Regions from separate parts of the Mus musculus genome. Here all the other regions are linked to region 1. The links are chromatin loops, found by intact Hi-C in ENCODE. Cell type or tissue: heart. All regions are shown on one strand.

Region 1 (8,000 bases):
GTACCCTAAAAATGCTAAAATGGTTTTAGCATTTGCTGCTGAGCTGCAGTTCTTTAAATATCCATTAGGTTCCTAAAAGAAACCTTTAGTGCTGTCTAAGAAAGATTCAAACTATAATCAATTATTTGTAAAAGCTATCATATTTTCAGGGGAGATTTCCAAAGGCATTATACCTTGGGGAAATACACTTGTGAGATAGTTGAATAGCAGAAAAATACAATTTCTTACTTCTTTCATGTGATAAACTCTGACCCCCTACTTGCAGGAGCCATTTTTAAGTGGATACAGCACGCATGGTTTACAGTGATTCCCCTACTCCCACTACCTTAGTTGTTCATTTTCACTTGCTTCCTCATTCTTGTCAACTGCGAGCTCGTGCCACGCCTTCTCCAAGTCTCCTCTCAGTAATGTAAACACGTGTTTTTACAATCATTTAGAATGGGCAAAGACCTGACTATTTTCTTAAATCCTCACTGTGAGAAAGGGAATTTATTTGGAGTCAGATTGAATGATTGAGGAAGTGTATAGAGCTCTCATCAAAAGAACTCCCACCTGGATCCACTGGAAGCAGCTACTAGATTATGGGAGCAGGGATGTTTGCAAGCTCAGGGACTTCACTAATTTTCATTCTAAGCTTCAATAAGGGCCAAGTGGAGTTCTACACTTAGATTCACTGTGTTAAGTCCTAGGGTGTTCCCATACTGTCTGCTCGTTCCTTTTGTTTGTGGGTAACTACAGACGATTTGGATTGCTCATTGTATGTTCTTATGGTATTAACATACAAAACAGTAGCTCTAAGGTGGTACTAGGAAGTTATTATTCATCAGTTGAGAAATGGGCACAGTCTTGGGTCATTATGACTACCCTAGTCTAACTGTCAAATCTCATGGTGGCATTAATGCTTGAAGGAAAGGTGAAACCCTTCTGCAGACATCAAGGTGGCTTGGTCGAATAGAGTGTACCACGTAGAAATCCCTGGGGAAGGAAAACTGGTTTTAAAACGCAATTCTTGTTTCTTATTGCCAGGATCACTCACTGTCTGATATTTCGCAAACAACCGAACTTCTGAGTTTCCTGATCTTGTGAATATAAAGATAACACCCCCCCTCCCTTTTCTCCCAGCTCAAAAGCAGTGACCAAAATGCACTTTGGTTGAAGATTAGGTAAAGAATTTTAAAACTGTGAAATGTTACTAGAAAAAGAAAAAAAAGTCTAGAATTACTGCCCCAGAAGAAATATCTTATTTATTTTATATCACTTTATAGACACCTGAAACAGATCTAACATCAAGCCAGGTAAAAGTAGAGATGAGCATGAATGCCTTCTAAGGGCCAGAAGGTAAAAGCTGTTGAAACAGGGAGAGTACAATCAGTTCAAGGCAATCTGGTGTGTGTGTGCGTGTGCATGTGTGTGCATGTTTTGTTTTTATAAAAACTCACAGAAGGGGGTTAGTAGAAACCTTAGAGGTCATCCCAAGGAGACAGAACTAGGCAAGCACATCTCTGTTTACTCGAATTGCTATACACAAACACATGGCACACCCAGAGCACCAATGAAAAAATTCAAATACTCCTAAGTGAACTTACAAAGTGGAGAGGAGAATTAAAAAACAAAAAACAAAACAAAAAAAAAAAAACGATTTATTTTGTTTATGAGTACATTGTAGCTGTCTTCAGACACACCAGAAGAGGGCATCAGATCTCCATTACGTATGGTTGTGAGCCACCATGTGGTTGCTAGGAATTGAACTCAGGACCTCTGGAAGAGCAGTCAGTGCTCTTAACCACTGAGCCATCTCTCCTTCCTGAGACTTTTTTTTTAATACTGAAAACCTTTCTGTTGTGTAACAAAACATCCTCTTTGTGAAAATTCAATCAATATACATAGTATGTGTGTATTTTATTGAATATATATATATTTTTTTTTCTTACTCTCAGTGATATTAGTAAGGTTTTCCTCAAAATCCCCAAAAGTCACAATGACTTTATGACACCAACTGTCTTAGCACGATTCTCTCTACAGTTTAACTTTAGAAAATCTTAAACTTAGATCACTGAGAGAAATTATTTTCCTTGACTTGCAGACAAACCAATGGTCCCTTGATTATGATCTGTGGAAATCTTTCATTGATATCATGACAGTCTTTTTCATTCTCAAAATGTTGTCCTTGCCAGTGTTTCCGTATTGCTAGAGCGCCACAGTGCCTATACAGCAGTCCCCCCCCCCCAAAAAAAAAACACTCTGTGAGTTCCACTGAATTAGAAACAGGTAGAATGCTAATTGCCTGCCTAACTTGGCATCCATTTCTGCCCTGCTTTACCGACAGAATCTTGATTGACATGGGGCATTGGCCTTTTCAGTGAGACATCAGTGAAAGCCCCCACACCCCCCCCCAACTTCTTGGGAAGCTCCTTCAAAGAAGGCAGGCTCCATGCCTTTGAGTCCTTTCCCTTTACTTTTTGTATTTTACATCTGAGACACAGACGTGATGTTTGGTGAAGGAACGGCCATAGGAAAATCATGATGATTAACCATATAAGGACTGCAGAATTAGGACTGGCTTAATCTTGGTCCTCAGTATTTGCTTCAAAAACAACTGATCCAACTTCAAACTTCAGGCTCTTGGGTCTCTAATGAAGCTGCTATAAAAGATCTACATAGCCACGGAGAGTTCTTTAGCTATATGTTAGAGTAGTGGTTCTTAAACGAGGAAGGATTTGACCTTGTGGAATCCACCAAATAGTTTTTTTTTTCACTTCCTCTGTTGTATGTACTATTCTCCTTTCCTGATAGGAATTATTTCTCCACTCACTTGGGTGAGAACTGATACCAAATAAGATGAGTCTGCATGATCCAAGTAGTTATTTATTTTTAAGTGTCAAAGACATGGATTAACATTTTCTTACATGCCTTTGATCTATGGAGAAGGTGAGAATCAGTAGGGGGTAGTCTATACTCTCCTTTTATGACATGACATTGTTGAGGTCCTCTAGATGACATGGCAGCTAATGTCATCGATCCCTGGATATGTCGTCATAGCCCTAAAATATATCCCTCAACTTCCCTTTTATACTTGCCTCTCAGTGGGAGCCACATGTATTCTCAAGAGGGAATTCAGAAGTCTCTCCTGCCAGGTTGGAGCAGTTGGCGACTGTGGGTCTCACTGATAGCCTTTGTCCAATGACATGATACTGTTAATTTTACATGTGCCCAGATGTCTGGGAACTATACCTTTCTTGTGGAATTATTTTTTTCTCTCACGTGGCACTTATGAACTACATTCAGTATTTTGAACGTTTCTCTTCTAGATTTTAAACATCTAGAAGATGCTGCAGGTTTTATAGTCGTTATATATAAAACCATTATATATATATATATATATATATATATATATATATATATATATATATATATGGAATAGAAACAACTATGAATAAGAACTAGTCCTGGCCATGCAGGGAACTGATAATGCCATGTGGGAGGTAAACCCACATGTGTATAATACAAGGAAGTGGCTATTCCGGTTTCTTTCTGATGGGCAAGCATTTTGCAAGGACATGGGCTATGCATGTGTAAGACCTACAGAGGCATTTAAGACACTTAATTGAGTCTTTCAAAAAGTCATTTCACTGGGAGTAGAAAATAATAATAAAAAAATGGTTGTCAATTCATCTCCTAAAGCTAATCTGTTTACATATTCAATTGGACTTGTGGCTAAATAATGCAGCCAAAGAAATCCACCACAAAAATTTAGCAGACAGATCCCATTTTTTAGCGTTCAAGTCTGCAAAAGACTTCCTGTCATCCAGCAATGGGTCAAAGGGCTGGGGCATTGTCAAACAAAAGAAAAGATAATTCCCTTCATTCTGCATCAACGTCCTTTCATTTACTACTTCAGAAAGTTATTTCAGGGAGGTTTTTTTTTTGTCAAAAATTCACTTATGAATAAAAGAGTATAAAAATAAGAACTACTGACTCACATTCTAAAAGAGTGACTCATGATAATGGGTCAATAAAAACAAATAAAGGATATTTTCCTTTTTTTGTTGAAAGAGAACAATTTTTATTTTTTAAATTGCAAATGCATTTCTTAATGAAGAAAAGTCAGTGGTTATTTACTGAGTGATCTCTGTCTTTGCTGTCACACACACACACACACACACACACACACACACACACACACTGTTGGCAGTTTCATTTTGCAATCATCTTTTCAGGAGAGATAGCCCTTTCGGAGCTGAAGGTCAGGAAAAGCCAGAGATTTATATACTTGGAAGTGTCGTGTTTCCCAGGACTCAGAATGACTTCAGCCCAGAAAGCAGCTGAAGGGGTTAACGTGGGGACTTGGCTGGCTGTCAGTTAAACTTTTTCCCTGGCTCTGGGTTTCCCCTTGAAGGGATTTCCCTCCGCCTCTCTAGCAAGACCCTTTATAAAGAGCAGACTTTCTATTTCACTCACACCAGCCCGGCTGGCTTTGGAGGCTGAACACTTTTCCCAGACACTTTTCACGTGGGGCACAAAGAAGGCTTTGAAGCAGAGACTTGAAATGCCTGTGAAGATGGTCGCGGTCTTGGGAGCCTCAACGGTACTTTGGATACTGTTTGCAGTCTGTAAGTTCCTGACCTATTTCACACATCTACAGCTTCTGGTGTACTACAGAGCTTTGCTATAAGAGCCAGTATTCTGACAGAGCTGGGGACGGATTTTCTTTCCACTGTCAAATGAGTAATTTGGATTATATCGGTAGTGGGTCTATCTCTTTAGTTTCCTGTATTCGACAATGAAATCAAGCTTAGAAAGTGACAAAAAAAAAAAAAAAAAAAAAAAAAAAAACTTTGTGCAATGGGCTTCAAAGTCAGAACTGAGCATTCTTCTTCGCGGTGACGATTCCAGCACCTTCCTCAAGAGCAACTTCAGGGCTTTGGGTCTGTCTTGTGCTATTAGTCTGAGACAGTTTAAAAAGTAGATCATCCCAGCTGTGCTTTGGACACTGTATTGCTGCGCAAGAGAAAAAGGACACAGTATGGGGCAGACCATGGTAAACTTGTTCTCTCTCTCTCTCTCTCTCTCTCTCTCTCTCTCTCTCTCTCTCTCTCTCTTTTCAGCTCAAGCTTTTAAAATCGAGATCTCCCCTGAATACAAAACGATTGCTCAAATCGGTGACTCCATGGCCCTCACTTGCAGCACTACGGGCTGCGAGTCACCATTGTTCTCATGGAGAACCCAGATAGACAGCCCACTAAACGCGAAGGTGAGGACGGAGGGGTCCAAGTCCGTTCTGACCATGGAGCCTGTCAGTTTTGAGAATGAACACTCTTACCTGTGCACAGCAACATGTGGCTCTGGGAAGCTGGAACGAAGTATCCACGTGGACATCTACTGTAAGTGAAGGAAGGAGCTTTTGCTTTCTCTTGATTTTGTTTGAAAAAAAATTAACGATATATTAAACAGAGACTTTTAAAGAGTATCTAGATTTTTAGCTAGCAAATGCACAATTTCAATAAAGCCAGAGAAAGAAGAAGCTAGTTAAGAACAGGAAACTAAATTTTAACCCCTGTGTCCTTGTTTGCCAAAAAAATGGTGCCCATGTAAAAGAGACTCACACCTTCTTGGCTCCAGTTCTTAGCGCAGTGTGAACCTCCCCCTGGTTCTATTAGTTAGTTTTTTCCCCTCTAATCTTCCATTTGGGGGTATTTCTACACGTTCATGTATTAATGTATCCAAAGGATTGATGAGTTCCTTCTTTCTGGGATCTGCTTGTAGGCTCGGGAACTCTGAGAGTATGCAAACCTTCTGCATAGACATAATTAAAACATCTATTAACATTTCAGTCATTTGATGCAGATAAATTTGGGAGGTTTTGTTGTTGCTGCCAGAGAGCTTTGCTTTTATATCTCAGAGAGTTTTTGTTTAATAAGTTAGATCTGTCTCAGGCATATGTGCAGGTACCCATATTACCCTAGCCTACCCAAAATGCATCCTACTATCATCCTCAAATCGGCAAATGAAACTACCAAGGAGAGGTGGGGGGAAATGGGCCCTATAGGAATCATTTTTCTTTGGTTACTGATGGTGTTGCTTTCCAAAAAGAAGAAAGAGAGAGAGAGAGAGAGAGAGAGAGAGAGAGAGAGAGAGAGAGAGAGAGAGAGAGAGAGAGAGAGAGAGAGAGAGAGAGAAAGAAAGAAAGAAAGAAAGAAAGAAAGAAAGAAAGAAAGAAAGAAATGAGACTCCCATAAGGCATTTCTTCATGAGCATCTTGTTTGATTCATCTTTTAATCACCTTGGTACCTTCCTACTGTGCTCCAGCCCAACTTTGCCAATGAACCTTAATTGAAATTTCAGCAAGCCCCTCCTGAAGCTGGGCTTCCCAAGCAGCTGAGCCTGGACGGCTGCTTTCAATTATGCTGGCTCTGCATGCATAGTTTATGTCTAGGCAGCCTTCTGAGCTCCTTGGAAGGTCCTGTTATATAAATACCAGGAAAGAGTAGCGAGTTCTTATATTACCTGTCATTAAACTGTGTGGATTCTAGGCACATTTCCTGAAGAGTGTGATGGACATAAATAATCAGAGGGGAAATTTAAAATACTATGTTTTTAGATAATAAAGCATTTCTAGCTCCTTCACCCTGTGCTCACACGTTCTATTCAGTTGGAGAGTTAAAAAAGAGAAGTGAGGAGCTTTCTGGATTCAATTATATTCTCTGCTCTCGCCCCACAACCCCCTGCAAGAATGCTTGTTTCTTGTTGATTTTAACAGTTCAGTCTCCATTCCATGTTTGATTGTAATATTCTGTGGAGCTGGGACACCAATGAGCTCCCATCAGGACAGATGTAATAAGAAGGATTAAACCTTGTGTACATGTGTGGAGTGGGCAGGGCAGGCGTGTGTTCTGTTGCCCTGCTGGGTTCAGTAAAATGCAGATTAGAACACTGAGTCAGGCTTTTAGGGGAATAGGCCCAGTCTGGGGAGATTGCATAGGAATGTCTTTCTGGTGGACGAGTTCTTGCCAGAGGTCTCATTTTCAGAAGCCAGCCCATTAAGAGTCATTCTCCTTCTTCTGAAGGCAACCTTACATAGTAACACTTCTTTGTGATATCGCTCTGAGCCCTCCTGGGCTTCTCAAATGGAATGTGGAACTGTATCTGCACTAAGAGTAGAGAATGGGGTGTGAGGCGTCACTGGAATCTCAGTGCAGAGTGAGTGACAGAAAGCGTGAGCTTTGTTCCCAGCCTCACCATGGACTGGCTGCGTGACCAAGGCTGGTTCTGCAGTCACACTACAGCCAAGCTTCCGTATCTGTGAAATGTGGTCTCCATCATCCAAGGTCATAGTTAGAAGAGAGCAAACTTCTTTATGTTACATATATAGATCAGTTTTAATATATATTAGGCTTTCCCTTTTCTTTTCTTTAACAACACATACTCTTTAACAGTCACAGAATTAAAATTGAAATGGCCTCTAAAAAGTGCTTCCTGTGTTCGCCACAAACCATGACTAGCTACTTAAACCAATTAGCTTTGCTGAATTAAGCCTAGTATTAACAAAAACATTTGTTAGGATCCCCGTTGTGTTGAAACAGTCAGAGGTGTTCTCAACAGAAGCCAAAAGCCTACTTGTGCATTTGTTTGGCTTTACAGCTTTCCCCAAGGATCCAGAGATTCAATTCAGTGGCCCCCTGGAGGTTGGGAAGCCGGTCACGGTCAAGTGTTTGGCTCCAGACATTTACCCAGTTTACAGGCTGGAGATTGATCTGTTCAAGGGTGACCAGCTCATGAACAGACAGGAGTTTTCTTCAGAAGAGATGACAAAGTCTCTAGAAACCAAGAGTTTGGAAGTAACCTTTACTCCCGTCATTGAGGATATTGGAAAAGCTCTTGTTTGCCGAGCTAAATTACACATTGACCAAATTGATTCTACACTCAAAGAAAGGGAGACTGTCAAAGAACTACAAGTCTACAGTAAGTACTTGCTCAGTGATCTCTGGTCTGTGGGAGTTTGG
Region 2 (8,000 bases), 200 kb before region 1:
TGCTGGTACCCAGCCCTCCATCATCCCTCCCACTGCTGATGCCCAGCCCTCCATCATCCCTCCCACTCCATCATCCCTCCCACTGCTGATGCCCAGCCCTCCATCATCCCTCCCACTCCATCATCCCTCCCATTGCTGATGCCCAGCCCTCCATCATCCCTCCCATGGCCCGGTACCCCAGCCCTCTCTTGTTACCTCCCCTGGTGATTCTGACTTTCATGTCAGTCCCTCCTTGCTCTGCTTTTTTATCACTAGCACCTCTTTTTCACCCTCTCTTGCTTTCCTAGTTTTCTAGGCTTTATTTGTAACGACATCCATTTCCATACATACATGTATATATTACAAGCCAGGATCCACAGATGAAAGAGAACATATGGATTTTTGTCTTTCTGAGATTGGGACACCTCACTTAGTATTATACATCCCAGATTCATCCATTTTTCCCCCCTGGAAATTCCATTTTCTTTACAGCTGAGTAACATCCCATTGTGAATTGGTTCCACATTTTCATTATCCACTCTGTTCATGGACATCTAGGGTGGCTCTAAATCCTTTCTATTGTAAATAGGGCAGCAATAAATATGGATGTGTAGGTATCTTTGTGATAGGAGTCCTTTGGATATAGTGAGTGGTACGCTAAGTCCTACGGTCCATTTGTTTTTAATGTTTTGAGTAATCTCCATGAGGATTTCCACAATGGCTGTACTAGCTTGCACCCCACCTACATTGAATAAAAGTTCCACTTTCCACACGTCTCCAACAGCATCTGTCATCAGAGTTCTTGATGTTAGGCATTCAGAGGAAATTTAGTACAGGGAGTTTGCTACAGTGAGACTAAGAAGAAAGACAGCAACGAAGGATGCAGAGGGCGATGGAGAAGGTAGTGGGTTCCTTTGAGGCTGAGGGATGAAAGAAACAAAGGGGAGTTGGGAGGACGGAGGCCCGTGGAGGAAGAGCCTCTGCTGGTCCTCAGGGCTCTGAAGGGAATGCACCAGAGACTCTGCTGTCAGGGAAGACATCTGGCCGGTTCAAGGCATGCCAAGCCGAGATGGGAGCTCTGGCTGAAGTGCTGACAGACGGGAAGAAAGGTTTCCTTTGGTTGTCTTGCCATCTCTCCTACTTTGAGAGCAAACGGAAGTATGCTAGAAGGGTAGTCTGCATGGAGTAGTAGGTGGACCCAGAATTACAAAGACTGAGTTGGAAGCCTGGCTTGGAGCTGAGAGAAAATTTTTAAAAATGACAGGGTGAGCAGGGGTGCAGCCAAGAGCATAGTATGGAGACCCTCTGGTTCACTCCGGAGCACGTGATCTGGGGGGGGGGGTGTCATTCTTTCTCCAGAGCACGTGATCCCCTCGGGGTCATACTCCGGAGCACATGATCCCTCGGGGTCATTCTTTCTCCAGAGCACGTGATCCCCTCGGGGTCATACTCCGGAGCACATGATCCCTCGGGGTCATTCTTTCTCCAGAGCACGTGATCCCCTCGGGGTCATACTCCGGAGCACGTGATCCCTGTGAATGAGGTCACTTCACTTGCCTGGGCTGCCAGGAATCTGCCAGCAGCTGGCGAACCCTGAATGGGTGAATCCTGAATGAGTGATTGGTGGTAACTGGTGTGTTAGGAAATTAGTCCTCTTAACCCCTGGGCTGCAAGGCAAGGTTTTCAGTGACCCAAATTCCCGTGGTCACTTTGGATGACCGGCCAAGAGTAGATCAGTAACAAGAATGCTTGCTTGCTGGGGGACATGCCAGGACACGTGGAGATTGTCTCCCCCCACTGTCAAGAAAGGGTCTACCAAAAGTTACTCTCTTAACTTTACTTTGAAATACTAATATTTTTATTGGACATGCATATGTTTATGCTACACATATGATTGATTAAAATTATGTATATACTATGAAGCGACCGTCAAATTTAACACATGGATCCAGTCCCGCACGCTGTTTTTAACTATAGGCAACATGCTGTGCACTAGGGCCCTTGATCATATTTCTCTTGTCCAGTGGCACCCTTGGACCTCCATCCCACAGTTCCCAGCTGTTATTTTAAGGAGATGGTTTTGAGAAAGCTTACAAGGTGTGACTCGGACATTGCATATGATAATTAATCACCACCCTGCTTCACGGGGAGTGGTGTTATAGATGGAAACGCTACCTCTAGCTTCCAAAAAGCCTTCGCTGTAGCTGAAACGAATCTGTTAAAGAATACTGTTCAAGAAGGAATGTCGCCCCAAATCACCCCAGCACTGCTCTGTCCATTTGAGTACTTCGGAACTGCCTTTGTTTGGGGTCTCCAAGATTATGCTTCCTGGATTCTGGATTCTTGGCCAGTCATCCAGAGGCTGCCATTTTTATTTTTTTATTTTTGTAGGTTGTAGTCGCCTCTGGTGTTCAATTAGGTCAGCCGCTACTTTGATGGCTCCTTGTGGTTTTCTGCTGACTGTCCCTTGTTTGCCTGTAGGTTACCCTCTCCACGCTCCCGAAGCCTACTTTCCATACTTCAAAAAGAACAACGTGACCACGATCGTGAGATTGAACAAAAAGATCTACGAGGCGAAGCGCTTCACAGACGCTGGCTTCGAGCACTATGACCTGTTCTTCATAGACGGCAGCACCCCCAGCGATAACATCGTGCGGAGATTCCTGAACATCTGTGAGAACACCGAGGGGGCCATCGCGGTCCACTGCAAAGGTGTGTGTGAGCTCTCAGCGGCCACTGTGCTGGGAAAGGGCGGGCCCAGACCCACCTAATAATGAGCCAGACCTGCGGGTGATAGGATACAATGGGATGTTTTTCTTTTGTACTAGATAGTTGGAACATGAGCCCATTTTAATAATCCCTTCCCTAAAGAAAGGATTAATCGCCTTGGTGGTGGGGCCCAGCTTTCTGGACAAGTCATGGCATGCACTTGTGACTCTTCTGAGCCCAGGCGCATTGACTCTGAACACCACTAGAAGGAAGTAACGCTTCCTTCAGAATTGATCATCTTTTCTTCGTACTCTTCCATCATCTGACATTTAGTGTTTCTATATGCGCGTACGTGTGTCTGTGTGTTCACACGTGTGTATGCCAGAGTTTGACAACTCAAGTCTTCCAATTTTGTAGTTTTGAGACAGGGTCTCTCACTGAAGTAGGAGCTTGCCTTTTTGGTTACACTGACTGGCCCGTGAGTCCCAGGGGCTCTCTTCTCTCTACACTCCCCATTCACGGGCACCTGCATTATATCTGGGTCATGACAGTGTCTGGCTCTAACTGCAGGACCCCCATTCTTGCTTGGCAGGTTTACTGACTTTCCTCCTAGCTCCTCTCGATGGCTTTCGGGTCTCTCTACTCTTCCACCCTCGCGCCGCCCCTCCCCTAAGTCTTATGCCTCATAGAATAGAGGGTCTTCCCACCCATTACTCGATGTGGGTTGTCTCAGAATTAACTGGAAGACTTTGCTGTGCAAGTGAATACCTGGCTTCTGGAGTGGGCACTGGTCAGGTAGAGCAAGTGTAGGTCCCAGCTTTTAACAAATCAAAACGCAAGATTTCCAGTTAAAATTGAGCGTTACATTAAAGTCGGAAGGAGCTCAGATTCCACTGTGGGTTTTCTAGTTTGGTGATCTTCATTTCCGCGGAGACGAATCACTCCTGGGAATGAAGCCTCTAGCATGCCACTCGCAGCTCTTCACGGTGCCGCGAGGTGGCGCTGCTCACATTGGCTTTGCGTCCACAAAGGCGGTTTTTTGTTGCACGGTTATGCAAATCGGCCAGTAGGTGTTGGGGATGGTACTGTTCTTTTCATGTGCGGAGCGCTGCTGTAACTGCCTTATTCAGACAGTGTGGCTTTGGTTCTGACAGAAATTAAAATACCATTTTGTAGGCCCTTGTTTCTATGTTTAAGATCTGAGTAGGTGGAGGAACTTTGCTGAACATGTGAGCTCTGAGCAGTGATGCCAGGCTGCGTTCTTCTCCCAGCAGCCTGGGAAGACAGGGAAGCGACCGGCACATGGCCCCCGATTTAGGGATGGTTCCCGAAGCCAGGCTGCATCTACCTTTGGCGCAGCTCTTCTCTCGCCCTTCTTTGTGCGGGGAAGACCCTGGCTTGCAGGACAGTAGTCCTCTCTCTGGGTTGTTAGACTAAGGTGTTCATTTGCTCTCTTCTTTGCTTCTGGTCTCTCCTGGGGCAGAGAGCTGGCTTGTTCTGAACGTTTCTTTGGCACTCTAAGTTTGTTTTATTGTAACCCTCCCGGCGGGAACGAAAGGACTCTAAATAGAATCTTGTGCCAGCCGCGTTTGACTATCAGGCTGTTGAGATTATGAACCCCACGAAAATGGATTTTCCTCAGCATTTTCCTGATGGGAGAAGCCAGCTAGAGGGAGATCTCTCTCTCTTTCTCTCTCTCTCTTTTTCATATCACTGACAACTTGTCGGGTCACTTTGCAAGTCTTAAGAGGGGGGTCACACTCTTCACTACAACACCTTGAGTGAATCCCCCTTTCTGTTTTCTACTCTCACATATATCTTTAGTTAGACCACTGCGGATAGGTGGCTGTACTTGGCTCTGTGTGTGTGTGTGTGTGTGTGTGTGTGTGTGTGTGTGTGTGTCTCGAGGTGGGGTAGGGGGAAGGGCAATTGGGACCCAGCCTCTGACCTAACTCTGGTAACATGGTGGTGGTCCCATGCTGTTAGAGTTTGCTCACATGCAGGACAAGGCCCACCATTCCCATATGCCATGTGTCAGAACCTGGGAGCCTATGGAGTGTGATAATGAAGCTTTAGTATGGGACACGCCGATCGTCTCTTTTGAAGGAAGTTCAGTTTCCTATTTAAACAAACAAACAAACAAAAAATCAGCATTTTCCCTAGGGGATTAATTTGGCCTTTTCCTAGTCAGTATTATTATGACAAGGTTCTGTGTATATCTGTATATTTATAAGCTATATTTTGGATCAACTGACTGGGGGGGCATAGCTTTCCTTTTTTATATACTTTTTTAATACAGTATTTTTTTTATCATGTTTCCCCTCCCCCCAATTCCTTTCCTATCCTCTTTACCTACCTACTCACCCAGAGACATGTTCTCTGTCTCTCTCAAAACAAGAAAACAAAAGACAAAAATCAAAATAAACAAAAAACCAATAAGATGAAAAAAAAAAGCCCAAACAAAATAAAATAAAACAAAACAAAAGCTCCCCAGCCCACAAAGACATGGGGTTCATCTTGTGTTGGTCAACTAACTTCTGGGAGTGGGGCATGCCCTGGGATGTGGTTAATACGAATAGGGAGACTCTCTTGGGAAAAACTGTTTCCCATTGTCAGGAAATGGCTTTTTGGTTAGGGTTGGAACCCTGTGTCTGCTTCCCTGTCTCAATGCTGGGACCCTTGATGCTTGAACCTGTGCAGCTCTGGTGAGCACTGACACAGCCTCTGTGAGCTCACGTGGGCATCACTTGCTCTTGCAGTAGATGGGAATTAGCAGTGATCCACTGTGGTCAATGAGCAGAGAGTGAGCGACTTGGGAGCACTCAGTCCTAAGTGGGATGCCTTTTTATCACTCCCCAGCCTCCACCAAGGCCCAGGGATCTAAGGGCAAGTGGAGGTGGAAAGATTGTAAAAGCCAGAGGTGGCAGATGATTCCAAGGGAACAGTGTATCCCAGACAAAGCTTAAATTTAAATGTAGTGTCTCCCTCGATGGCATGTGGCGTCTAAGAAATACTGGGAAAAGACAACTCTGAGGCTAAATATTCTTGTTGATAGACAGGCTTTCTCTATATATCACCTACCTGTGAATGCTTACCTCTTAAGAATTGTATACACACACACAGACACAAGAAATGTATACACATCCCCCCCCCCCCATGGCAGAAATGTTTTTCTCCCCATATTTCCACTATCCCTTTTTTGTTTTTAAAGTGTTGAAGTGAGCTCTTAAAGAGGAGTCACATTGATGCCGGGCATCACTTACATGTGAGGTGGCTTTCTCCTTTCCCCTCCTGTTAATGAACTCGGGGTTCTTTTAAACACATCACACCTTTGGTTTAATTGCAGCTGTTTTGTTTTTAATGGCGTACTTAGCTACCTGGGCTTGCTAATTACTTTGACATCTGCCCTGATTAAGTCAGCTTAATTTTCTGGAAATTCAAGAAGCACTCAGTGTTTTAATTGAACTAAAGGAGGTGGAAGTGAGTGTCCCATCCTTTTTAAATGAACTCTCCCCGGGGAGTGGGGAGAGAAGGAAAATGCCATGTGTCAACATACAGCGGCACTTGGGGGCAAATTAGACACAGTTAATTTGTGGCAAAGGTATGAAACCCACCACAAGGCCTTGTTTGCAGTCCACATTAAAGGAACGGCTGTACATTGGGGGCATTTTCTAGCATCAATATTCATCTAAAATACAGCAACATTGTTACTCTGTGATGTGCATACTGATGCCCTATTGGGAGCCAGAAGGAGGACTGGTAGTCTAAAGCTTTTGTTATAAATAGAGCACCCTGCACCTTTGTCACGCGGTGCCAGGGAGCCCTTTAATTACGGATGCTTTAACGTTTTTTTTTTTTGTTAAAGTTTTAATAGAAACTTAGTGAAGTACTCCTATTCTGTTCCCTGTGGTAAGAGCTCCCAACGATGGAGTGCTAAGTAGGTTCTTTTTATAGACCTAAAATTATAGACTCCTTTTTAAAAGGGGGGGAAAGCAACTTCAGTTTCAGAGAAATTTGAACATTCGCAGCACCATCCCTTGGCTGTCAGGAGGATTAGGAGCCTGATTGGGGGGGGGGGGGGGAACCAGGCAGCTCCCTGCATGAGGAGTCGTCGTGGGAGTCTCTAGGAAGAAGCCCCCTCTGCTCCCCAGACAGGGACCCAAACTGGAACCCCCCGAGTCCCACTGGTTCTGGTGCCTGTTCTTAGCATGCTCAGCGGCAGCCCCTCCTGAAGTTAAGCCTTGTCAAGTATCCGGAGGGAGAGTGACTGAAGCAGTTCATAGTGAGGTGAGAGTCAGGAGGGTTAACTGCAACTGTTTCTTCATGTTAAAGAGAGGATCCACCGAAGCTTTGGGAAACTTTAGCCTCTTGTTTGTGTTGATGCTTGATCTGGGTCAGAAGGTACTTGAGGTAAATACGAGATACACACACACACACACACACACACACACACCCCTCGTCTATTAACAGTGCATGTACGCTTTGCAAACAGAAAGGTGAATGGGAAGGCCAGGCCAGGCATCTATGGGCATGAACCTGACTATCTGCCCTTTCAATGTCACATTTGATGTCCATTCTAAGCAGTATTGCTGTCAAGTGGACACACAGTTTGTGCTGAGTAAAACCCTTGTTATTTTTTTCCTGCATAAAGTCCGGATTTACGCACCATGTATAGGTTCCTGTAGCAGTGCAGTTTCATGATAGGCAATTAAAAATAAAATGTCCAGAGATGCCCCTGGGAAACAGTTATATCAAAAAGGCGGCCAGGCAGATGGCTCAGCAGGTAAAGGTGCTTGCTGCCATGCCTGCCCCCACCTGAGTTTGATTGCTGGGATCCACACGGTGAAGGAGATAACGGATGTTTGATCATCACTGCCTGACCTCTGTGTGCATACACACGTACATCCCAGATAAGCCAATGTAACTTAATAAAGTAACTGTGGAAAAAAAAAAAACCTGACGTAACGACATTCATTTTCTATATTTTTAATACTTCTTAAATTAGATTGGGTTTAAAAATTGATGAGCAAGGATGTGTATTTCACCATTAGACGTTATGACTGTTTCTCAGCTCTGAGCAAATACCGTGCATTTCCTAATTCTGGGAGAGTAGATTATCTTCATTATTTGACCAGGGAGGATGCAATAATTCAAGTCCATGGTTTTATTTATTTATTGTATTGGGGATTGAACCTAAAGCCTTATGCAGGAAAAACAAACTCTCTACCACTAAGTTACAGGCCTAGTCCTAGACTATTCATAAACAAAGCTATTGACTAGATTTCATCTCTCTCTGTCCCCCTCCCCCTTTC
Region 3 (8,000 bases), 81 kb before region 1:
GTCCCTATTACATGTTGGAGCAGAGATTGAAGGAACAACCATCCAGAGACTGCCCCACTTTGGGGATCCATCCCATAAACAACCACCAAACCCAGACACTATGGCAGATGCCAACAAGAGCCTGCTGACAGGAGCCTGATATAGCTGTCTCCTGAGAGCCTCTGCCAGTGCCTGGCATACAGAAGTAGATGCTCATAATCATCAGTTGGATGGAGCACAAGGTCCCCAAATGAAGGAGCTAGAGAAAGTGCCCAGGGAGCTGAAGGGGTCTGAAGCCCCATAGAAGGAACTTCAATATGAATTAGCCAGTACACCCAGAGCTCCTTGGAACTTAACCTCCAATCAAAGAAAACACATGGTGGAACCTGTGGCTCTAGCTGCATATGTAGCAGAGAATGGCCTAGTCGGTCATCAATGGGAGGAGAGGCCCTTAGTCCTGTGAAAATTCTATGCCCCAGTACAGGAGAATGCCAGGACCGGGAATGGGAGTGGGTGGGTAAAGGTATAGGTACAAGCTAAAATTGTACAAACACTGGTGCTGGAAATGCTAGCCACTGGTCTCAGAGCCTACCTAGCATCCGTACCTAGAAAGAAAGGGAGGAAGGTAAGGGTAGGAGGGATGTGGAGAGAGGGAACCCTAGAGTTGGGAGGCCACACAAGTGACATTTGCTGTACTCCTATGGATAGTATGTTGATCGAGTAAGAGATGCCAAACCCTGCATTTGAGTTTGGACATTAGATACGGTGAAAAGAATTAGCATTTAATTGAGGAAGGTTTAAAACAGATCCCCCAACTTGGGTCTGCCTGGAGATTAGAACAAAAGTAGTCACCCAGGCAGTCTCCTCAGGAAATCTGGAGTGTTTGATGTGAGACCCACTGTTGTCCCAAATCTCTGTCCCCAAAGACTCTGGGCATTGGTGAGGATGCACTCATGATTTTGTACATTGAGCCTAGCTTATTTTACTTCGCTCGCTGACCTCTAGGTTCATCCATACTTTCAAAATTAAAGGAAAATGATGTACTCTGGAAGCTCCAGTACATGAGATAATGTATATAATGTGTTTAGCAGCGTGATTAGCATGTAATGGTGCTGATGTTAGAGTCTTAATGCAAATCATGATAAGGCAATGTGCCAGCATGCCGTAAATCATGGGAACCAAGTCAGAATTCTAGAGTCTTGGTAATTTTATGGATAATAATTGATTTTCAAAAAGTGATCCAGTCATTACTCATTTTTCTTTCTTTCTTTCTTTTTTTTTTACTCTACCAGGAACATACTCAGAGAGTTTGATAGAGAAAAATTAGTTACTCATAATTGTCTCATTTCAATACAATAGAAGGAATTATTCTAGACATTTTAGATTTGTGAAAAGTGTTTTACAAAATACTGCTGATATTTTGATTTTGCTACGGCTTTAAGATTTCTATATTATGGAACTAATTATCTTAGATCAAAGTTATTGTGGATTAGTAATGGTTAAAGGCAAGGAAATGATTTTCATTATAAAGAGAAAACATTTAAAAATTGATAGTGAGGTCATGGAAACAGCTATTGCTTGTTAATGAAAGGATGATATTGATAAAGCTGGTGGAGAGGGATATGGTGTTACGGTGAGCAATACATCCTTACTGGCTCTTTAATTAGAATTGCATCTTCAGAATGGGTGTTGGGAGGTGTTTCTCACTTTCTTCCCTCTTGTACTCATGATCAATGTGAGAATTCAGTACGTCCCCACCTAGTTTTTCCTGCCACACACTCCAGTAATCTCTTAGCTCTGCTAGAAAGACAGTTCTATTCATTTAGTTTGCCTTGTATTTTTTAATGGCAGGCTTTAGAAAAATCTAATTAGAAATTTAATTAAAATGTGATTTTTTTTATTATCCCCTTTATTTGATGGAATTTTAAGTCCCTTAATGATACTAGAGTCTTCAGCTCCCTGAAAACAGTGTGTTCATGAGACATTCCTGAAACCAGCCAGACTTTAACAAACATTACCCCACTGCCTTTGTTTGTGTTCCCATCCTCCAACGGTTCTTATATTTCAGCAACAGATACCTATCTAGGCATCTTATTTACATTTTCTGTGTCCCGAATTTCATCCTCCCTACAGCCATCAGGGAACTCTCTTAAAACAATGTGCATACAATCATGTTTTCCCAGTCTCATTCTGTAGTAACCTCCACTGGCTCTCATCTCATGTAGAATGAGTCTGAACATCTTGACATTGTAGACTGAGTCCTTCATGACCCAGATTCCACCCATCTCCCCAGCCTTCTGCCTCTGTGGTCCATGCTATGCCCATCCCCTTCTACACTCTCAAGCTCCTGAGATGTGCTGCTGTTTCTAAGTTCTTTGCATCTGCGGTGCTTTGTCCTAGTCCACCCTTCCCACTCTTTCCCAGAGTGCCTTTAGCTCCTTTACAGGTTGTCATGTGTGTCACCTAATGGTTGTGCTACATGACAGACTTAGTGCGCTGTGCATTCATGAAGCCCCAGTTCCTTTTCCCTAGGACATCACAGGCAGATTGCAGTGGCCAGGCTCGCTCTTAGGAATACGGGTTAGTGACAGGGGTGTGGTGGAAGGAGTGTTACGAAAGCTGTCTGTATTTCTCCAGATGAGATTCCCCAAACTTCCTCTGTAGTACTATAAATATCTAGCTCCCCATCCCTGGCCAGATGCAGAGACTCGTGGAGGCAGACTCCAAGGTTCTGTAGGGGATGGTGTAGCAGCTGAGTTGGAAGCCTGATCACTCCTTGGGCCCCTTGGATGGGAACACTCAGAACAGACAAGATTGTGGGCAAGGAGGAGATCTCTATTGTAGGTTCTAGAATATGAGGCTTCTCACAGTAGTTAGTCTACACACAAAGAGAAGGGGACATGTGCACAAAACATTATTCTTTCTAGATTCGGATCTAAGTCAGTGTTTTTAATGGAAATGAAAATGGAAAGTTTTTTTGCTCCTTAAAATTCCCATTCTTGTGGGGAAAAGATAAAAATATTTAATACAAGTATAAAAACGATTTCTAGTGTTGATGAAGACTTTGATGTAAGATAAAGAAAGGGAAGAGAGTGGAGTAGCTTGGGTTTACAGCCTGGGTTTGTTAGCCAGGGAAGGCCATGCCTGGAGGTTATATTACATAAAACTGGGATAAAGCAAGAGATGGACATGTGGTTGGGGAAATAGAGACTAGAAACGTCAGGGATTGGGGGAAGGAAATAGCACGGCAGTTTATATTAGGAATACCCACTTCTGAGGAAGAGCGAGTAGGCAGGAGTGAGTGGGGGTTGGGGGGAGACTAGGGGAGGAATCTTAGCTTGCCTCAGCTTTTCGCTTGTGCTGTCACTGGAGGATGGTCAACAGCTGGGTGACATTTAAGTAGTCATTCTGTCTAATGTGAGAGAAGAGTCTGGAGCTGCATTTGTGTGGGGAGAGTCCCCTCCGTCTCTGACGCCGTTGGGTCACTAAAGGCTGTGTCTCTGGCTCCAGGCAGCACAGGCACAGGCGTGTGCTGGAGCCTCACTGTGTGCTGTAGTGCGTGACTGACCTTCAGGTTTCCAGCTAACCTCAGCTGACTTTTCTAATTTTCATCTTCCTTCCATGCTGGCAGAAATCCCGATTGCTTCCCTTCCTTTATTTCTCCCAGTGGAATAGAAGCAAGTCATAGACCAGAAAGTAGGAGGCTAGAGGAGACTGGTTGATTGAGGGGGAGAGCAAACTCGCTGGGATTTTGTTTTCCTATTTTTATGGGGGTGGGGGGGGAGAAAATTAAGCGGGCGTTTGTCATTGTGTTCATATGCAACCAGTTCTCTCAGAAATGTAGACTAGTTGATGAAACAATACCAAATAAACAGTGCTGTGCTTTATTCATTCAATCTTTTATTCATTCAGCAACAACGTAAATTATGAATCAGGAGACTAGAATGTATCTCCTGCTCAGAGCCTCACGGGGACTTCTACTAGAGGCAGCATGCACACTGTTAAGGGGATACCATGGAGTCTACCGTGTGGTTTATCTGATAGGAAGTGTGACAGTCTTGAAGGATGGCCTGGAACGGGATGACTCTGGCCAAGTAACAGAAGATCTAACATAGGCGTGATAATAAAACAGGGCAGACATGAGATCAGGACTATGGCTCAGTGTCGTTAGGGGAGTGCTGATGAAGGAAGGGAAACCTGAATGTGTGGGAAGGTTTGAAAGAGTGAGGGACAAGGAGATTTTAGGCTGGGAAAGCATACTGTATAGAAATAGAGACGTTTGCGCGTAAGGTGGGGGTGCTTAGGAGAAATGCATGATGGGAGTGTTCAAACCTACGATAAGCTAACTGGTCCGTAAAGCAGAAATTCTCAACACTTTGTGAGCCACATACTAGATAGTCTGCATATCAGACACTTACATTACAATTTTTTAAAAAGATTTCTTTCTTTCTTTCTTTCTTTCTTTCTTTCTTTCTTTCTTTCTTTCTTTCTTTCTTTCTTTCTTTCTTTAATGTATGTACACTGTCGCTGTCTTCAGACACTCCAGAAGAGGGAGTCAGATCTCGTTACGGATGGTTGTGAGACACCATGTGGTTGCTGGGATTTGAACTCCAGACCTTTGGAGAGCATTCGGGTGCTCTTACCCACTGAGCCATCTCTCCAGCCCCCTACATTGCAATTTGTAACAGTAGCAGAATTACAGCTATGAAGTGACAATGAAATAATGTTATTTTTGGGGCTCACGACAACACGAGGATCTGTATTAAAGAGTCACACCATCAGGGAGGTTGAGAACCACTGCAGTAGATGATCTTGCCTAACTCTAGGGCAAATCTCTAATGCTCAGCTGTCCCTGGAGGGATGGACATAGAGAAGTTTCTTCGTTTGCCTGTTTGTGCCTCAGGAAGCCCTGGCACGCTGCAGAAGACAACCCAGTTTCTTCAGTGACCGAGAACATCTGGGGATGGACTCCACCCCAGGAGAGAAGCTAGGTGGCACTACATTACTGCCCAGCTACTGCCCAGGGCATGTTTGATTTGAAACCAAACTTGATGGCTATAAACACGCAGTGAAGTTTTGAACTAGACATCCTAGAGAAAGCAATGTGGAGCTCTTTCTGCCAAGTTTATGCAATCGATCGTTATTATTTGGCTTAGCTACTACAGCTGCCAGAGCTGTGCTATCAAGGACATAATCCTATCTGCAGATGAAGATCGTTTTGTACTTTGCTATTCGAGAAATTCTTTGTTGAATTCTGGTAAGGACATCATTGACATGATTGTAGATAGGTTGCTCCTGAAGCTTACAAAAGACAGAACTGTCTATGGTTATTCTTCAGTTAGAATTCAAGAGAGAGGCCCAAAGGGGCTTGGTGGTAGAGATAAGAATCCCACCGAATGCTAAACAAGAGTTTTCCTGGGAAATCTGTTGCTGGCTGGATTTCTTTAAAGCATTTCTTCCAGGGAAAGTAGCATTAAGTACTAGATTAACTGAATGATGACCGGAACCTGCTAGTAAGCAGCCTTCAGCAAACAAACAAACAAACAAACAAACAGATAAACAAACCAAAATACAATAAATAAGCCATAACAACAGAATCAAAGCATTTGCCTCTACAACAAAGTGAGCCCGGGAAGAGGTCTAGATGTTCTCCATTGATGAAATATGGTGCTTTAGAATATAAGTTTGATCTAGATACATAATAGAATATAATAGGATATAAATATTATACATGTAATTGAATATAAATCTGATCTAGTAGAAGATAAGTCCCAGAGAAGAACAAAGGGCAAGGTTTAAAATGTAGCAGAGACTATCTGCGCTTGGCAGTTTGTTTTGAAACATTGTCCCTTCCCGGCATTTTTCTCTTGACTTGGAGTTACAATTTGTCATCAGTGGGACTGAACCAGGGCTTACAGTGCAGCGCAGCAGCAGAGCACTTGGTTAGGAAGTTCAGGACTCCGAGCTCAATTCCCAGCGCTGTCAGACAACTAACATAATGGTAGGATTGAACAAAATATTTAACCATAGTTCTGCCATCATTTGTGTCATCCATTGCCCCTCCCCCCCCCAAATGGGGTGGGGTGGGGTGGGGTTGATTCTTGCTACTTGTTAGCTGAATGAGATTTGGGGGTGTTGAAGAGTCATAGGAGCCAGTTGGGGTGAAAAATAAATTTCATAAGATCATGTAATGTGGAGAGAGCTGGGATTGGGACTCTGTGGTAAATTTTGAAGCACAGCAGAAAATAGATGTTCTTGAGAAGGTCAGAGCCAACCCAAGCCCCATGGTAAAATAGGGTTTTGTTAGACTCACAGAGCCCAAAGCAGGCAATGGGCAGAAGTCAAAGCTGGAGCGGACCAGAAATATATAGAGAAGAAGGAGTGGGGAGGAGGATGGGGTAAGGGAAGAGGGGGAAGAAATGGGTGGAAAGAATAGGAGGAGGAGGAGGAGGAGGAGGAGGAGGAGGAGGAGAGGTCAGGGTATAGTTTTTATCTGATGGTACAGGTATGCAGATGGTACAGTGTTTTCTATGCACTTTCCTGGCTACAGGCTGATATATTTTTGTTTGTTTGTATTGTTTTTATTTTGTTGAGACAGGATCTTGCTGTGTAGCCCAGGCTGGTGTGGAGTTTATGATTCTCCTGCCTCAGTATTCTTCATGCTAAGATTACAAGCATGTGTCATCAGGATCAATCAATGCTTATGTGGGTTTTTTCCCATACAGTGAAATTGTCTCTTTATGTATGTTTCTGTGTGTGGCCCATGCATATATGTGCCTGGTGGCTGAGGGCGTGTGCTGAGGGTCTGCTCTCATTCTTGGCTTCATCTTTTGAGAAAGGAACTTTCCCTGAACTTAGAGCTAGGCTGGTGGTCACCAAGCCGCAGTCCAGAAATTTTCCTTTCTCTCTCTCAAATTAGGTTCTTTGTAAACAGCCCATTTTCCATATTTAGTGAAACTTTTGTTGACAGAATATTTCTCTTTCCCCTCAATGACAGGTCCTTTTAAAATCGATCTGAAGGAGTATTTTTTATTTTATAGTCAGGAAAGTTTCAGTTCTGAATCAGCTACCATTTTACCATAGGACCTAATAATCATAATAACTCTAAATGGTAACAGCAAACCTGTGCAAGGCAATTATGACACTATCAGCTTGTTATTAGGCTCTATACACACGGAAGTACAATAAGCATAGGAAGTCTATGGAGCTGTCAGTTTGGTACATTTCAATGCAAGTTTTGATATTATGTAAGTATTATTGGAATCTTTTGAATGTCATCAGTTTTAAACATTTTTTTTCCAGATCTGCTTTGAATACAGTGTTCCAAGAATCTGTGTTCCTCCTGGTATTCCAGTTTCTCAAAGCACAGGCTTATTGAGGATGCAGGGAGAACACCCTTTCTCTTGATTTCCAATATCGAAGTACTGCTAAAGCAGGGTTAAGTGTTATTACCCTTTCAACTGCTCTGCAGAAAAAACCAAACCAAACCAAGCCAAACCAAACCAAACCAAACCAAACCAAACCAAACCAAACCAAACCAAACCAAACCAAACCAATTCCCGAAATGTAAACAAAAGCCATATCATGTTCTATTGGCTCAAAAGAGGGTTTGTTTTTTTTTTTTTTTTAAATGCATGATTGTGCATTTTATTAAAGCAAAAGTTAAAATTTTTTCTCTTTCTCAGCAGTCAGACACAGACATATCTTGGCTGTAACTCGGCTACCCCAAGTATCCTGTTGGAAGCTTGGGACTGTGACTGCACTTCTTGGCCTCCTCGGAGAGCTATGTACGTGTGCTGTCATCAGCCCCTCCTCCCCTGCAGGGAGAGAGTAATGCCAGCATCCCAGTTAGGGCTCTAGCCCTGGTTCAGTACGGCCTCAACTTCCCATCTTGATGACCCTGGACAGTGTGTTCTCTTCCTTTGGCAGAAGTGAGGCACGGACTTCATCAATATCTGCTTCTCACACTTGTTTAAAAAGATTCATTTCCTACGTGAAGGTCGTGAGTTTCAGACTGTGTG

The links. Peaks named below come from ENCODE experiments on the same cell type or tissue, not always from the same donor. Only the 100,000 strongest peaks of a DNase experiment are listed, where the experiment ranks them.
Region 2: a loop joins it to region 1, with 2.5 times the contacts of the local background. A loop is called at or near these places in 2 of 42 quality-filtered maps.
Region 3: it touches region 1 in a loop (1.9-fold over the local background); 2 of 42 quality-filtered maps call a loop at or near these places.

Annotation. Positions count from the first base shown.
Region 1 is chr3:116,125,914-116,133,913 of GRCm38, reverse strand. Vcam1 (vascular cell adhesion molecule 1) reads left to right here and starts at 4,226. Exons shown (of 9, transcript NM_011693.3): 1 at 4,226-4,610; 2 at 5,106-5,381; 3 at 7,639-7,959. The coding sequence starts at 4,547. In heart, a CTCF peak has its summit at 1,680 (motif pointing right); a DNase peak (open chromatin) is centred at 4,453; H3K4me3 peaks cover 3,971 bases; H3K27ac peaks cover 3,973 bases.
Region 2 is chr3:116,323,170-116,331,169 of GRCm38, reverse strand. Cdc14a (CDC14 cell division cycle 14A) reads left to right here. Exons shown (of 16, transcript NM_001080818.2): 9 at 2,461-2,691. Among named protein-coding and RNA genes, the nearest start is that of Gm46839, 69 kb to the right of the region's middle. In heart, no CTCF peak of the experiment used is centred here; DNase peaks (open chromatin) are centred at 1,519 and 3,709; H3K4me3 peaks cover 559 bases; H3K27ac peaks cover 225 bases.
Region 3 is chr3:116,206,442-116,214,441 of GRCm38, reverse strand. No RefSeq gene overlaps it. Among named protein-coding and RNA genes, the nearest start is that of Gm31651, 12 kb to the right of the region's middle. In heart, a CTCF peak has its summit at 4,973; DNase peaks (open chromatin) are centred at 2,631, 3,501 and 7,811.